Regions from separate parts of the Homo sapiens genome. Here regions 2 and 3 are each linked to region 1. A link is a contact called in ENCODE Hi-C or POLR2A ChIA-PET data. All regions are on one chromosome and are shown on one strand. Each heading gives the region's core, a stretch centred on a gene start or an enhancer-like site at or near the end of the contact. The rest is flanking DNA. Distances are from core to core; before and after follow the strand shown.

Region 1 (4,220 bases), core at 575-3,074:
GAACTGCTTGAACCCGGGTGGCAGAGGTTGCAGTGAGCCAAGATCGCACCACTGCACTCCAGCCTGGGCGACAGAGCGAGACTCTGTCTCAAAAAAAAAAAATTTTTTTTAAAAAGACAGTGTCATTTGATGGAGTTGCTTTCTTGATCGTTGGCTGCAATTAAAGACCTAGCCTCACTGTCTTTTGTGTTGCCTTGGACCGGCTCTTAGGTTCTACCGCCCTAACAGGCAGTGGAGGCTGGCCTCGAGTGGTAGTCCTCCATCTTGCCCTCTTTTCCTACCCTCTACCCCCAACCCGCGAGCTGCTCTCCTGTCTTCTTCCAACACTGTTCTCTTTGGGAATATGCATGTCCAACTTCCCAAGCAGTCTGGGATCTGGAGTAAGATGACTCTTGGTTTAATGAAGTTTTTCCACAGTGCTTGCATGTGCCCCAAGGGTTTGGAAGGTTGGAGAACTAACAAAAAGCAAAGAGCCATCCTGTGTCGTTTCGGCAGGTCTGTGTTCTGTTAAAATATGGAAGAATTAAGAGAAGAACGAAGAAATAAGGGCAGAAACTCCACTGGGGAGTACTTGTCTAACCCTGAAAAAGTTCAAGGCTGTTGTTCAAGGTCTGAATTTTTCCCTTGAGATTTGCTTGTAGTCCTTAAAGTCATCTTCAGACATCTGATCAAGGCAGCATCCGCGGAAAATTATAAGGTGGGTGGCTGCACTGGAGCCTGTCCTGGCTCAGGGGCGCCGGTGAAGAGTGATTTTTTTCCCTTGGCCTTGGGGGATCAGAGGGGGTGCCCTCTGCTATGCAGGAAGCCCTCCTTGCCCGCTAGATAGTTCTCATTCCTCAGGAGATACTCTGTGAGGGGCCGGCGTGTTTTCTCCATCTTGGCACTTACCCTCAGACCCTCCTAAGTACCCGGGAGGGCCGTGTTTTTCATCGGAGGTTGAAATGGAACCTCCCCCTGGGTGCCCGGGGAGAGTACCTTGGGGGCAGCGCCCCTCCTTCCGGAGGGCAGCATCCCCGCGGGGGCGGGGGCTCGGCTTTGATCCCAGGGCACCTTTTGTCCCTGGAGACGCTCTGCCAGCCAGGTACGTGGAGGGAGTGCAGCCCGCCCTCCCGGGCGACGCGCGGGGCTGGGGCGGGCCGGCGGCTCCGGGGAGTGGCGGCCGGGAGCCCGCGAACGCGGGTGGGCGCCGTCGCCTCACTAACCGGGCGCCTCCGGGAAGTCCGGGCGGGGTCCGCCGCTCACACATAGGATTAGCGTCCTCTAAACTCCATCCCTGGGAAAAGCCGCCGCACTTCTCACCCAAACTCGCGGAGCCGAGGGGCTGGGCAGGGGTTGGGCGGGCGCGGGGGCCGGCGAGGCGGATCCGGGAACGGGTGGACCCGGGCGGCCAAGCCCCTTCAGCGCCGGCCCAACCGCCCCGGCCCGGGCCAGTCCAGCGGGGCGGGGGCCGGCGACACAAAGGCGGCGGCGGGTCCTCCGGGCCTCCGGCCTCGGGCAGTCGCAGGGCGCCCCGGGCCGCCGGACCTCCCCTCGCGTTGCGGCCCGTCAGCCGGCGCCGCCCGTCGCCCGCCCTCAGCCGTCCGGCGAGGCGCGGCTTCCTCCGCCGGCGCGGGGTCCCCTGGTTAACCCCTGCCCGGCAGCGCGGCCGCTGATTGGAGAAGGCGGGGCGCCGGGGCAGCGGGGACCCCCCCCCACCTTCCTCGTCCCCTCCCCCTGCTCCCCCACTGTCGGCGCTTCCCCCACCCCCCCAGGACCCCCCCCGCCTCCCAGCCGTGCAAATCTCGCGAGGAAACACGCGGTTTCACTAGTGTGTTTACACCGATCACTACTAATCCGGACCGAACCGATCCGGATTAAGGGGCCGGAGGCGGGTCCTGGGCACCAGCGGTTCCGACCCCCCCGCCCTCCGCGCCGCACCCGAGTGGCCCCCAGCCGAGCGGGCCCCCACCTCCTGGCCCGGCCTGGGCCCTCCTGCGCCTCCCTTGGCCTTTGTCCGGCGCCAGGAGGCCGGTCCCGCGCCCCCCGCGGCCGCCCGGGCCCGGGCCCGCGTCGGGCGCCTGGCTCTGTACGCGAGCCCGGGGATCTGCGGCCTTCGTGCCCCCCCTCCCCCGCCCGCCCTCTCGTGGAGCCCGGCGCCGGCGGCGGCTGCCCGGGCGGGGGGTTGCGGCGCTCAGGAGAGGCCCCGGCTCCGCCCCGGGCCTGCCCAGGGGGAGAGCGGAGCGGTCCGCAGCCGGGTCGGGTCGGGGCCCCTCCCGGGAGGAGCGTGGAGCGGCGGCGGCGGCGGCGGCAGGTGAGAGGCTGAGCCCCGGGCGGGGGAGGACTCCAGGCCTGGGGCATTAACCGTCCTGGGGACCCCTTTGGCCTGAGGAGCCTGCGACCTGGGCCCAGCTCGGGGCCGGCTCCGGACCGCAGCTCCTGGGCGCTGAGGCGGGAGGGGCTCCCTGAGGGCTGCGGGTCGCTGAGGGGCCGGGCAGAAGATGGGGGAGGCCCAGGCGGCCCCGGCCTGGGATTGGGGCCGGCGGCCGGAGGAGAGACGGGGGCCCCCAGGCAGCTGGAGGCCTCGGCAGCCTCCCGGGCGCCCCCGAGAGCCGGCCCTCCCTTCCTCCGTGACAGGTGGGCCTGGAGTTGGGGAAAGTTTGGAGCCGGCGAGGGGCGCCGGGACCAGGCCCCATCGCTCCTGCTTCCCGGCTGTGGGCTGCAGGGAGGATCCCAGTCCAAGGCCCCGCTGGAATTAGACGGAGTGGCTATTTCCTTAACATGAGTTGACATTAAACGGAATAACCGCCGGGGCGTCATTTTCCGGGCCGGGCCTGGGGATGGAGGTTTGGGAAGTGTTGCGAGAGACCTTGGGGTTTGGGAGAGACTGCAACCTTTGCCATTCCGACCTCGATTAGGGCAGGGCAAGACGCGAGGAAGGCCACGGGGGAAACTCATTCTCCCAGTCTCTTTTTTTTCCTTCTTTTTCTTTTTGTAAAGATGCATTTCAACCTTTCTGAGAATTTCCTAATTCTCTCTCTAACCTGCACTTGCATGTGTGGGTGAAACTTTAATTTGTCACCTTTTCATTCCCCTTTGCCCCAGGCTCTCAATCCAGGAAGGGAAATGAAACTGAAGGACTTGTAAGGGGGTTGTTACTGGAGATTGTAGAGTTGTTGGATTGCAGAGGAGAATGTTCGATTCATCTTTTCAGTAACTTTAAAATCACACCAACCATTCCAACTACTTAATAATGTGTTCGAAGGGGTTCTATGTAATATGTTTCTTTTCCACTGTTAATATTAAAGAGAGGTTTTAAATGGGTCGTGTAGGAGTTGGTCTCTTGCAAAGGATGAACATATTTGCTGAAAGTAGCCTGTGCATTAATTGGTTATGGAAGTTTAAAAATGGTGTCCTCCTGCCCCTCCCTGCTTGGAAGAAGGGCTAAAAGCAGATGTCCAGAATCAAGAGAAAACTACTGCAGGGAGTGGTCAGAAAAAGATTTTTTAAAGGGATTGTTATGGAGCTATATTAATTTACTGAGTGAATGGAGGTGGATGGTTTTACCGTGGGCTCTCTATTAAATTTAAAATAATTCCTTTTCTCATGAGCTACTGTGAGCTCTTCAGAGACAGGAGCTGTATAATAGTGATTTTGCAGTTATTTGTAGCTTCTGATTCATCCTATATTCTTTTGAAATTATTGTCAATGATTCATATTTTTAGTTTAAGGACTACTTCCTGAGTGGGAAATAAATATCTGAAGATACTTAGCTAGATTAAGGCTGATAGAAGGAATTTTCTTTTTGCAGGCTAGTTCTTGTTTTGTTCTTTCCCCTGTGCTCAACTTTTACAGAAATTATATGAAGGGTTTGAGGGGTTTATTTTTGCTGTTAAAATCAAATCAGAACTAGGGAAGAAAAAGTGGCTGTCATAGAAGAGGACTTCTGAGCTGCTTTAAAACTTTTCAATATATTACTGTTTGATGCAGCACATAGTAGTCTACCACTTGTATGCTATATTTACTTGAGATTTACCTGCATTTGATCTTTCAGTGAAATAATTACTGTGAGTTTTGTTCTACAGAAAATTGCCTCCTCACATTTTAGTGTTTATGGTTTCACAGCCTACTTTTTCTTTTTCAGCAGAAATGATGGAAGAATTGCATAGCCTGGACCCACGACGGCAGGAATTATTGGAGGCCAGGTTTACTGGAGTAGGTGTTAGTAAGGTGAGTAAAATGAT
Region 2 (4,220 bases), core at 1,151-3,650, 1.3 Mb after region 1:
GATGGAACAGATTTGGAGGCAAGAACAGTTAAAAAAAAATACAATTAAATTAGGTATTATAAGTAATCTAGAGATAATTATATAGTGTATATACATATACATATATAAGTATATGGTAGGAGGTGCATAGGTTATACGTAAATACTACACCATTTTATATAAGGGACTTGAGTATCCATGGATTTTGGTATTCTCAAGGGGTCCTGGAACCAATCCCCCATACATATCAAGGGAGAACTAAACATTCTTTTTATACTAGTTGATCCTTCAGGTTAGTATCAAGGGACAATCTATGGGAAAGCATGCCACTTTGTCAATGCCAGCCTCAAAGAGGTATGGGATGTGTCTCTAAACATCCCTAGCTTCCTTTAACCATCTTTAGTTACTAATGAGTGTTTTTAAACTCTGGAATGTATATTTTCCACTTCCACTAGGCCTAAGGGTCTTCAGTCCTCTAAATTACTACCTGTTAAAGTTTCTCTTCTAGTTTTTCTAGGCTTTCCCTCTAGTTCTCATGTTGTGATATTTGGTCAAAAGTGGAAGAAATATAGAAAACAGCACATACTTTGGTGAAATTAGACTTGGTTTAAAATGTCAGCTCTAGGCCAGGCGTGGTGGTCCACGTCTGTAATCTCAGCACTTTGGGAGGCCGAGGTGGGTGGATCATTTGAGGTCAGGAGTTCGAGACCAGCTTGGCCAAAATAGTGAAACCCCACCTCTACTAAAAATACAAAAATTAGCCGGGCGTGGTGGCAGGCACCTGTAATCCCAGCTACTCGGGACGCTGAGGCAGGAGAATCGCTTGAACCCGAGAGATGGAGGTTGTAGTGAGCCAAGATTGCGCCACTGCACTCCAGCCTGGGCAACAGGGTGAGACTCTGTCTCAAAAAAATAGATAAATAATAAAATAAAATGTCAGCTCTACCATTTACCAGCAATATGACCTTAGCCTAATTACTTAAAATTCCCTGTTCTCCACATACAAAAAAGGGATACCATTTGCTACTTGCCTCTTAGGGCTGCAGTGGGTATTACGGGAGATATGTACCAAGGGTTTTTTTTTTTTTTTTTTTTTGAGACGGAGTCTGACTCTGTCACCCAGGCTGGAGTGCAGTGGCACGATCTCGGCTCACTGCAAGCTCCGCCTCCCGGGTTCACGCCATTCTTCTGCCTCAGCCTCCCAAGTAGCTGGGACTACAGGCGCTCGCCACCACGCAGGGCTAATTTTTTGTATTTTTAGTAGAGACGGGGTTTCACTGTGTTAGCCAGGATGGTCTCGATCTCCTGACCTCGTGATCCACCCGTCTCGGCCTCCCAAAGTGCTGGGATTACAGACGTGGGCCACCGCGCCCAGCCTCCTTTTCAAATCCTACTCTTAAAACTTTTTTTTCATATAGAAGCAACTAAAAGTTAACACCGGAACAGTCAACTCGATTAACAGCCTGCCAAAAGATCCGATCATTTCAAATTGAATTTCCAATTAGAATATTCACACCATAGAAACACTTCTGAGATAACTCAGCACTATAATGGAGATCCTTCAAGGTTATTTAGGTTACAATCATCCAAGCCATTTTTACCTTGGTTTTCCCTCTTAGAAGTCTCCGCTGCACCTGTCAGTTCTCAAATGCACAAGTCCTTGCCAGACCACCCAGCCTCTATGACTCCTGAAGCAAGCAACACAGGACCAAGGAAAATTCACACAAGCGCTAACAAGTCTGGTTTGATTATTTTCTGCAAGCTCATCCAATAGTTCCTCAGCGACTGAGTCTAGACTTGAGGAAAGAGGACTGAGTGAGGCCATCATTCCTTGTTGTCATTTTAGATTAGGTCTTCCTGACAACGGCCAAAACGAGTATTCTGGAAATCATGCAGACTTTCCTCTGTCTCTTTATATGTGTTGGATACAAACACGTTTCATTTTAGAAACCTCCAGAAGAGACTGGCCACAGAGGTTTTTGCTTCTATTAAACCCCTTTGCCTAGTTTCTCCCCACCCAAGAGAATCAATACATCCTAATGTCATCCTCCGGCACACACTGTACATTTCCTCTAACTCTGCCCTTTTGGCTATCATTTGCTCACAGCTCCGTGGGAAAGTTCCCCCAAACCATTACAATTATCTCAACCGGACCGGGCTACAGGCCAAGCAACTCGGAGTCACCGCTCGGCCTGGCCCGGCCACGCCGACGAGCGCGTCCTGGCCCGCTCCTTACCTGTGGCCGAAGCCGAAACCCGGCCCAGCGCCCTGCGTCCGACACCCCTGCCCGGCCTGCCTCTCGGCCTGGCCGCCGCCTCCGCGATCGCAGCGGTTTTACTGCCCCGGATGCCTCTAGGACGCAGCCAGAACCGTAGCTCAGTCACGCCGCGCCTCTCTTCACGTAGCCTCCGCCGTCCGTTACGTAGAATGCGAGCGGCTCGTCAGCGCCTGCGCGCAGCCTGCGGGGCGGGACGCAACCCCGGGGAAAGCGCGAGACCTCCCTCTCTCCCGCCCGGCTGAGGCGAGGTGGGGCTTTTGGGAAAATTACATAATCCCCGCCCCTGGGCCGGAACTGCCCTCGCCTATCCCAATCCTCCTACCTAGGATTCCGTCAAGTTGACGTCACACGGAACCGGTGCTCCGGAAGCTAAAGGTGGCCATGCTGTGTGGGACCACGTGGCCAGAGGCAAGAGTGTCGCTCTAGTAGTATATGCAACAGTTTAAACTATAGGCATGTTCATGTAAATATGGTTTCTGTCCAACCCGTTTTCTCTTGGGATTTTTGGCTAGCCCCTTGACGCCACTTTTTCTTCATTCGCAGACCCACTTTCTAGATGGGTCATGAACACTGTCCACCCAACTGCAGTTTCCCGTCAGAGTATCTGAGGAGCCTGTGAGGCGTTCTGGAGCTTTAAGGTCAGGCGCCTTCCGGGAGCCGTAGCCCCGGCCCCGCCCTTCTGCCCGCGCGTTCCTCACTGCGCATGTCGCGTTTTTGTTCCCCTCCCCCCTTCAGCAACGGGCCGTGAGGCGGTGGCGGTGGTGGCGGTGGCGGCGGCGGTGGTGGTGGTGGCGGCGGCGGCGGCGAAGGGGGCGGAGAGGAAGGAGCGCGGCGGGACCGGGCCGGGACAGCGCGTACTTTGGGCTCCGGGATTCGCTCCGCGCCCGCGGTTGTAGCAGCTGCCGCTGCAGCCATAGCAGCAGGTTTGTGCGTGGGGTTTCTGGACGCAAGGCCGCCAGTCCTTGGGGGCACTGGAGGCAACTGCTGGGCCTAGCGAGGGCGGAGGAACCGCGGCCTCGCTTAACAAAGAGTCGGCAGAGCCTCGGGGCACCGGCGGCCGGGGTGCCGGGAAGGGGTGGGAGTGGGGGCTGAGGCCTCTAGGGTTCCTTCCTAGCCGCGTCGCCCTCCCACAGCTCCCGCTTCCCTCACAAGTCTTACCGAGGCCCAGTTGGCGGCTTTCCGGAGGCGGCGCCCCCTCGCCTAGGAAAAGGATTTGCAGGGTGCCCGGCTCCAGGGCAGGAATAGCGCGGGGAGAATTCTGACCCAAGGAGGCAGCGCTTGGGAGATGCAGGCCTCCGAATTTGGGGTCCTGAGAGGCAAAAGCTGCCAAATGAGAGGAGTGAAAAGATATAGGCGATGATCTTTGTGCAGCGTTGAGTAGGTCGATTATTAGCATCACTGTAGTCACACAAACTTTTTTGCGGCCTACTTGAGAGCGTATCTGATGTGAATAAATAATTTACATGGAATTGCAAACATATGCATCAAAAACAGGAGAAGCTGTCGAGAGTTTTGGGGAATTACATTCTCATCACTGAGAATTTCCCTCTTGCCCCCACTCCTATAGGCAGTTATCCAATTTCTTGTGGCTTCCCTGTGTTTTCTTTTTGTCAATGATGTTTCTATGTCTGTCCTCTCTCGTATACACACCCAGGACTTCCTCAAGCGCAGGGACTATGTCTTAAGGCGCTTTGCAGAGCCAAGCTCATTTCTGGCACATAAGAGGTGAGCAATGAGTGTTTCGTACAAAAATTAATGTTTATATTTTGACAGCTGGGAAAAGAAAATATATCTTCCTGTACCTGGAAGAAGCATTGTGTAGCCTAATGTGCAATTCGTTCATTCAAGGGGTATTTTTATTGGTGCCTATTCTCTAGCGCCGTTCTAGGTGATAGGGATAGGTGTTAGACCCCTGCCTTTGGGGAACTTAACTTTCTAGTAGCGGGAGGAGAGGCAAACAGAT
Region 3 (4,220 bases), core at 108-2,607, 1.2 Mb after region 1:
CGAGGCGGGGGCGGGCAGGGCAGGGGCGCACCTGAGCTTGGTGTGACAGTGCTTGCAGCAGAAGCAAGAGTTGTGGAAAATGAGCTTGTCGGCCACCAGCCGCTCCATGGGGTACACGGTCTTCTGGCAGGCGGCGCAGGTCTCCTTCACCTGGGCCCGCAGGCTGAAGGACTGTGCGGGAAGCTCAGCCAGGTGCTGCCCCAGTGCTCATCCCGCTCCCTCACACCCCTCCTCCCGCACACCCGGCCCCAGGCCCCTACCTTGGAGCGCTGCACCGTGCTGCTGCCGCCGCCTTTGGCGTCCTGAGGGAGAGGGGCGGTCAGGGCAGGGGCAGCTCCGGGAGGCCCTGGATCAGGGCTGCAGCCATCAGCCCAAGGCCCAGGGGCGCGCCGCAGGGCACAAAGGGGGCCGGCAAACTCTGATGCCTCTCCCCTTCACCCCAGGCCAGGCTCCTGTCCGGGGGGCCCTCCCACCCAGCCGGGCACTTACATGAGAGGGGGTGGCCTGGGCGGCTCCTGCAGCCTGGAACATGGCTCGTTGGAGGTGGAAGCCTCGGGTGGAGAAGCGGCACCCGCTGGGTTCTGCAAGGGGAAGTCAGTCGGGAGGGCCCCGCCAGCCCGGCCCCAGCCTGCAGGGTGGGGGGTGTTGACAGGCAGGGGCTGGGGGGATTGCGGTTGGGACTTTCCCTAAGTCATTTCCTGTTGCTCTTGGTCTTGCCACTTCCGCCCCTCACCCACCTCCCCCACCCCTGCTCCCCAGGGGCCGGGGTCCCGAGTGGCACCGTCCCTCGGAAGAACAAAGTTAGCGGGAGCGGAGGGGCCGGGGGCTCCCGCGCAGCCGCCGTGTGCGTCCCGCGGGCTGGGACCGCTTGGGGTGAGGGGAGGTCGGGGCCGGCGGGGCCGCGATGAGAAGCCGCTGCCCCGACCTGACCCCGGCCCTCGCTGCCCTGCGCCGCGCCCGGGCGTCCAGGCCTAGGCTGCGCAGCCCCTGGACAGCGCCCGAGGTCCCCGCCCGCCCCGCCCCTCGGCCCCCGACCTGGCCCCGCGAGGACCGGACCCCAGACCCCGACGCCGCGAGCCCCGCCAGCGGGTCTCGGCTCCGCCCAGCCGGGGGCCGGCCCTGAAACGAGGACTCGAGCCTGTGCGCCCCGGGCGAGAGCGGCTCGCAGACTCGCCGGGACCCCACGGGCGGCCCTCACCCCACACCCCTCGGCGCCTCTCCCGGTTCCGGAGCCGGACGCGGCCCCTCCCCCCGCGGCTCTCACCAGGCCCGGCCTGGGCCGCGGGGCGGGATCGGTCTCCGGGGGCGCACGGGTACGAGGAGGGCGCGGGCGCGAGCTGCTGCCGCTACCAGTGGTCCCCGAGCCACCGCCGCCGCCACCGCCTTATCGCTGCACCGCCCCCGCCGGCCCCCGCCCCGCGCCCGCCCATTGGCTCCGCCGCGCCCGGAGCCGCCTTCGGGGCCCCGGCGCCGCCGCCGACCCCCCTCCGCGCTTTGTCTTCCCCTCGCCGCCGTCCCCGCCTTTGTCTGTCCCCCGCCCCGGCTCCGCGCTCCCGGCTCCGCAGCGCCCCGCGGGCCTCGCGCTCGCAGGCCTCGGGTACCGGCCGCGCCGTCTGCCCATCCCGACGGCGGCCCGGCGTGGGGAAGCAACGGTGGCAGGGACAGGATGGAAGGGCCGCGCTCCGCATCCTACTGGGAGGGGACGAGTTCAGGCTGCGGCGGCTGCGGTCGCGGGACACTGGGCGCTCCCGGCCTGGCTCCGGGATAACCGGGCGGGGCCTGGGCCATTCACTGCCTCGGTTTCCCCCGGTTGGCCTCGCGCGTAGGCGCCGGCGCCCCCATCCCCGCCCAGAGCTGTGGGGCCGCAGAGACCCAGCCGGGGCGACCCCGGAGCCTGGCCCGGGGTCCCTCGGGCGGCCGAGTCCTCCCGCCGCCAGGGGCCGCCCCCGCCCCTTTGCGGCCCACGAGGCTGGCGGCGGCGTCCGGGCACGCGGTCTCCAGGCCCGGCCGCGAGGCTGCGGGGAGGAGCCTGCACGAGGGCCCGGCAGCCCCGGCAGCCCCCCCAGCCCTCGGCGCCTCTGCAACCCTGCGACGGGCTGGGGAGGCCGGTATGCGTGGTTCCCGGAGCACCCGTCCCCCGAGGCTCCACGTACTCAAGCGTTTCTGGGGCGGAATTCTGTGGGCAGCAACGGGGGCCCCCTCTCCAACAAGCGCACCTCATTTCTCACGTGGGAGCCGCGGCCCAGAGAGCTGAGGTGACAGAGCTTGGGCCGCAGAGCTGCTCCCTCCCTGCAGCCGCACAGCAGGCCGGAGGCACAGCCGGCGAGAGACGGCCACTCGCTTTGGAGCGGCGGCGAGGCCGGCGCCTTCCCGGGCACCAGGGACTGCGTGGCTTGGCCGGAAATCAGGCTAGAAGCAGCTCCGGGAAGCACAGCCCTTAGCCCAGCGCCTTCCCACACTGTGGCAGGAATAGCACTGGCGGCCCACGCGCTTGTCAGGGAACAGAACAGCTCTCGCCCGACGCCTGGCAGGGGAGCAGGGAGGCTGCAGCTTCCCCAGCGACCAGCTGTTTCCCAGGCTGGCGGACTCCACGGACCGGCTCCGCGTCTCCTCTCCAGCCTTCTGTTCTCTCTAGAGGAAGATCTGCGTTTTGTCTGCACTGTGGGCCGACTCTCTAGTGGGGAGCGTCAGACCCTCTAAAGTGGCTGCCTCTCGGGAAAGCTTCCACACCTGTCATCAGATTCTCCAAAGGGGCTGTTTGATGCAAGAAACGGGAAGCCCCGGGGGTACTAGGAGCAGGGCTTGCTGCCATTGGGCATGGTGAGGCCCCGGCACCCTGCCCAGGACGGGCCTGTGGGCTGAGCTGCAGATGGGCATTGAGGATGCCCCAACAGCAAGGTGCAGAAGGCATCCAGAAGCAAAGGAAACTGATGACCAGCGTCAAAAACAAACAAAAAAAGGGAACTTGGCTCGGCGGTGGCTCACGCCTGTAGTCCCAGCACTTTGGGAGGCAGAGACAGGTGGATCACGAGGTCAGAAGTCCAAGACCAGCCTGGCCAACATGGTGAAATCCCGTCTCTACTAAAAATACAAAAATTATCCAGGCGTGGTGGTGTGTGCCTGTAATCCTAGCTACTCGGGAGGCTGAGGCAGAAGAATCGCTTGAACCCGGGAGGTGGAGCCTACAGTGAGTCAACATGAAGCCAGTGCACGCCAGCCTGGGCGACAGACTCTGTGTTTGTGTGTGTGTGGGGGGGGGAGGGCGGGGCGAGGCGAAGGGAACTTGAGGTTTAAAGCAGGGGGAGGAGGGCCGGAAATGCTCCCCGCCGCCCCCGACACTCACTCGCCCCAGGCCCCATCCTAGCCCAGGGTCAGTGTCATTCCCTTCACCTTAGCCTCTCACTGCCCAAAGAGGCTTACTTTTCTTCTTTAAACTGCTGTTAAAATTTGGGAGGAAACGGAAAGCAAGGGCACCTGATGGTTCAGTGCAGCTTCAGGTTAGAGGGGCATTTGAGGTGCCTGAGCTGGGGGAGGGCCTTCCCCCTGAGGGACTGGGAGAAGGGTAAGCCATGTGCCCTGGAAGCACTGCAGGGAGCCTCAGATTTGCACCCCCTGGCTCACACTCGCTGGCGCCAGCCAGCATGGCAGGGATGGGCGGGGCTGGTTCTTAGGTTTCCTGCTCTTTGGGTGCTAGCACCCAGGGTAAGGAGACACCCATGTCCGGTTGCAAGACAAACCCTTCTACCTCCTTTCCTGCCAAAGGCCACCAGCATCCTCTGCCTCAATCTCAATCTTTGGAACTTTTTAGCTCCAAAGTGGTTTGATGACCACAGGCTAAAATTCATAGTCTTAAAATTTTAGATAGTTAAGAGACAGATCTGTTACAGGTTTTCAAATAAACTGGTCTATCTAGTGTAAGAGGTCACTGCTGAGCTTCAGTGAGCACCCATGGGCCTGCTCTTGGATGGTGGGACAGCTCTCACCTGGGGCAGCACGGCCATCCCTGCAAGCACACACACCAGGAAGCAGCCTGTAGCCCCTGAGCTGACGCAGACACAATGCCATTCTCCAGCAGCGTCTCTGAAAATTTTAATTTGTTCTGACAACGAAACTAACACAGCATAAGGACTTAAGCCCTCAAGCTAGGCAAGACACTGATGGCCCTTGGAGAAAGCACCAGGGCAGCTGGCAGGAGGCGCTAAGATGGATTCTTGGTGGGA

What was found. A loop is a pair of places that touch in the nucleus more often than their neighbours do. ChIA-PET counts read pairs that join two places held with the same protein, here RNA polymerase II (POLR2A). Pooled maps may share reads with other maps.
Region 2: a loop to region 1 is called in a map with no recorded cell type, with 12 times the contacts of the local background. The contact joins the promoter of CCDC47 here to the promoter of TLK2 in region 1. A Hi-C loop is called at or near these places in 1 of 37 single-sample maps with no recorded cell type and 4 of 50 pooled maps. POLR2A ChIA-PET finds 5 or more read pairs at or near these places in 1 of 52 experiments (B cell).
Region 3: a loop to region 1 is called in a pooled map, with 20 times the contacts of the local background. The contact joins the promoter of LIMD2 here to the promoter of TLK2 in region 1. A Hi-C loop is called at or near these places in 5 of 50 pooled maps. POLR2A ChIA-PET finds 5 or more read pairs at or near these places in 2 of 52 experiments (AG04450 and GM10248).

The regions. Positions count from the first base shown.
Region 1 is chr17:62,477,001-62,481,220 of GRCh38, forward strand. It overlaps TLK2 (tousled like kinase 2), which reads left to right and starts at 1,825. Exons shown (of 22, transcript NM_006852.6): 1 at 1,825-2,290; 2 at 4,121-4,206. The coding sequence starts at 4,126. RefSeq lists silencers at 930-979, 1,090-1,229, 1,410-1,709, 2,200-2,589.
Region 2 is chr17:63,771,197-63,775,416 of GRCh38, forward strand. CCDC47 (coiled-coil domain containing 47) reads right to left here and starts at 2,401. Exons shown (of 13, transcript NM_020198.3): 1 at 2,216-2,401. It overlaps DDX42 (DEAD-box helicase 42), which reads left to right and starts at 2,974. Exons shown (of 18, transcript NM_203499.3): 1 at 2,974-3,180. RefSeq lists enhancers at 2,276-2,860, 2,573-2,882 and a silencer at 3,013-3,302.
Region 3 is chr17:63,698,768-63,702,987 of GRCh38, forward strand. LIMD2 (LIM domain containing 2) reads right to left here and starts at 1,358. Exons shown (of 5, transcript NM_030576.4): 1 at 1,265-1,358; 2 at 490-581; 3 at 261-302; 4 at 32-171. The coding sequence starts at 531. It overlaps LOC729683 (a long non-coding RNA gene), which reads left to right and starts at 1,571. Exons shown (of 1, transcript NR_046273.1): 1 at 1,571-3,918. It overlaps STRADA (STE20 related adaptor alpha), which reads right to left. Exons shown (of 13, transcript NM_001003787.4): 13 at 4,065-4,220. RefSeq lists silencers at 237-466, 557-1,016, 1,107-2,066, 3,257-3,336 and enhancers at 1,771-2,356, 2,357-2,941, 2,737-2,836.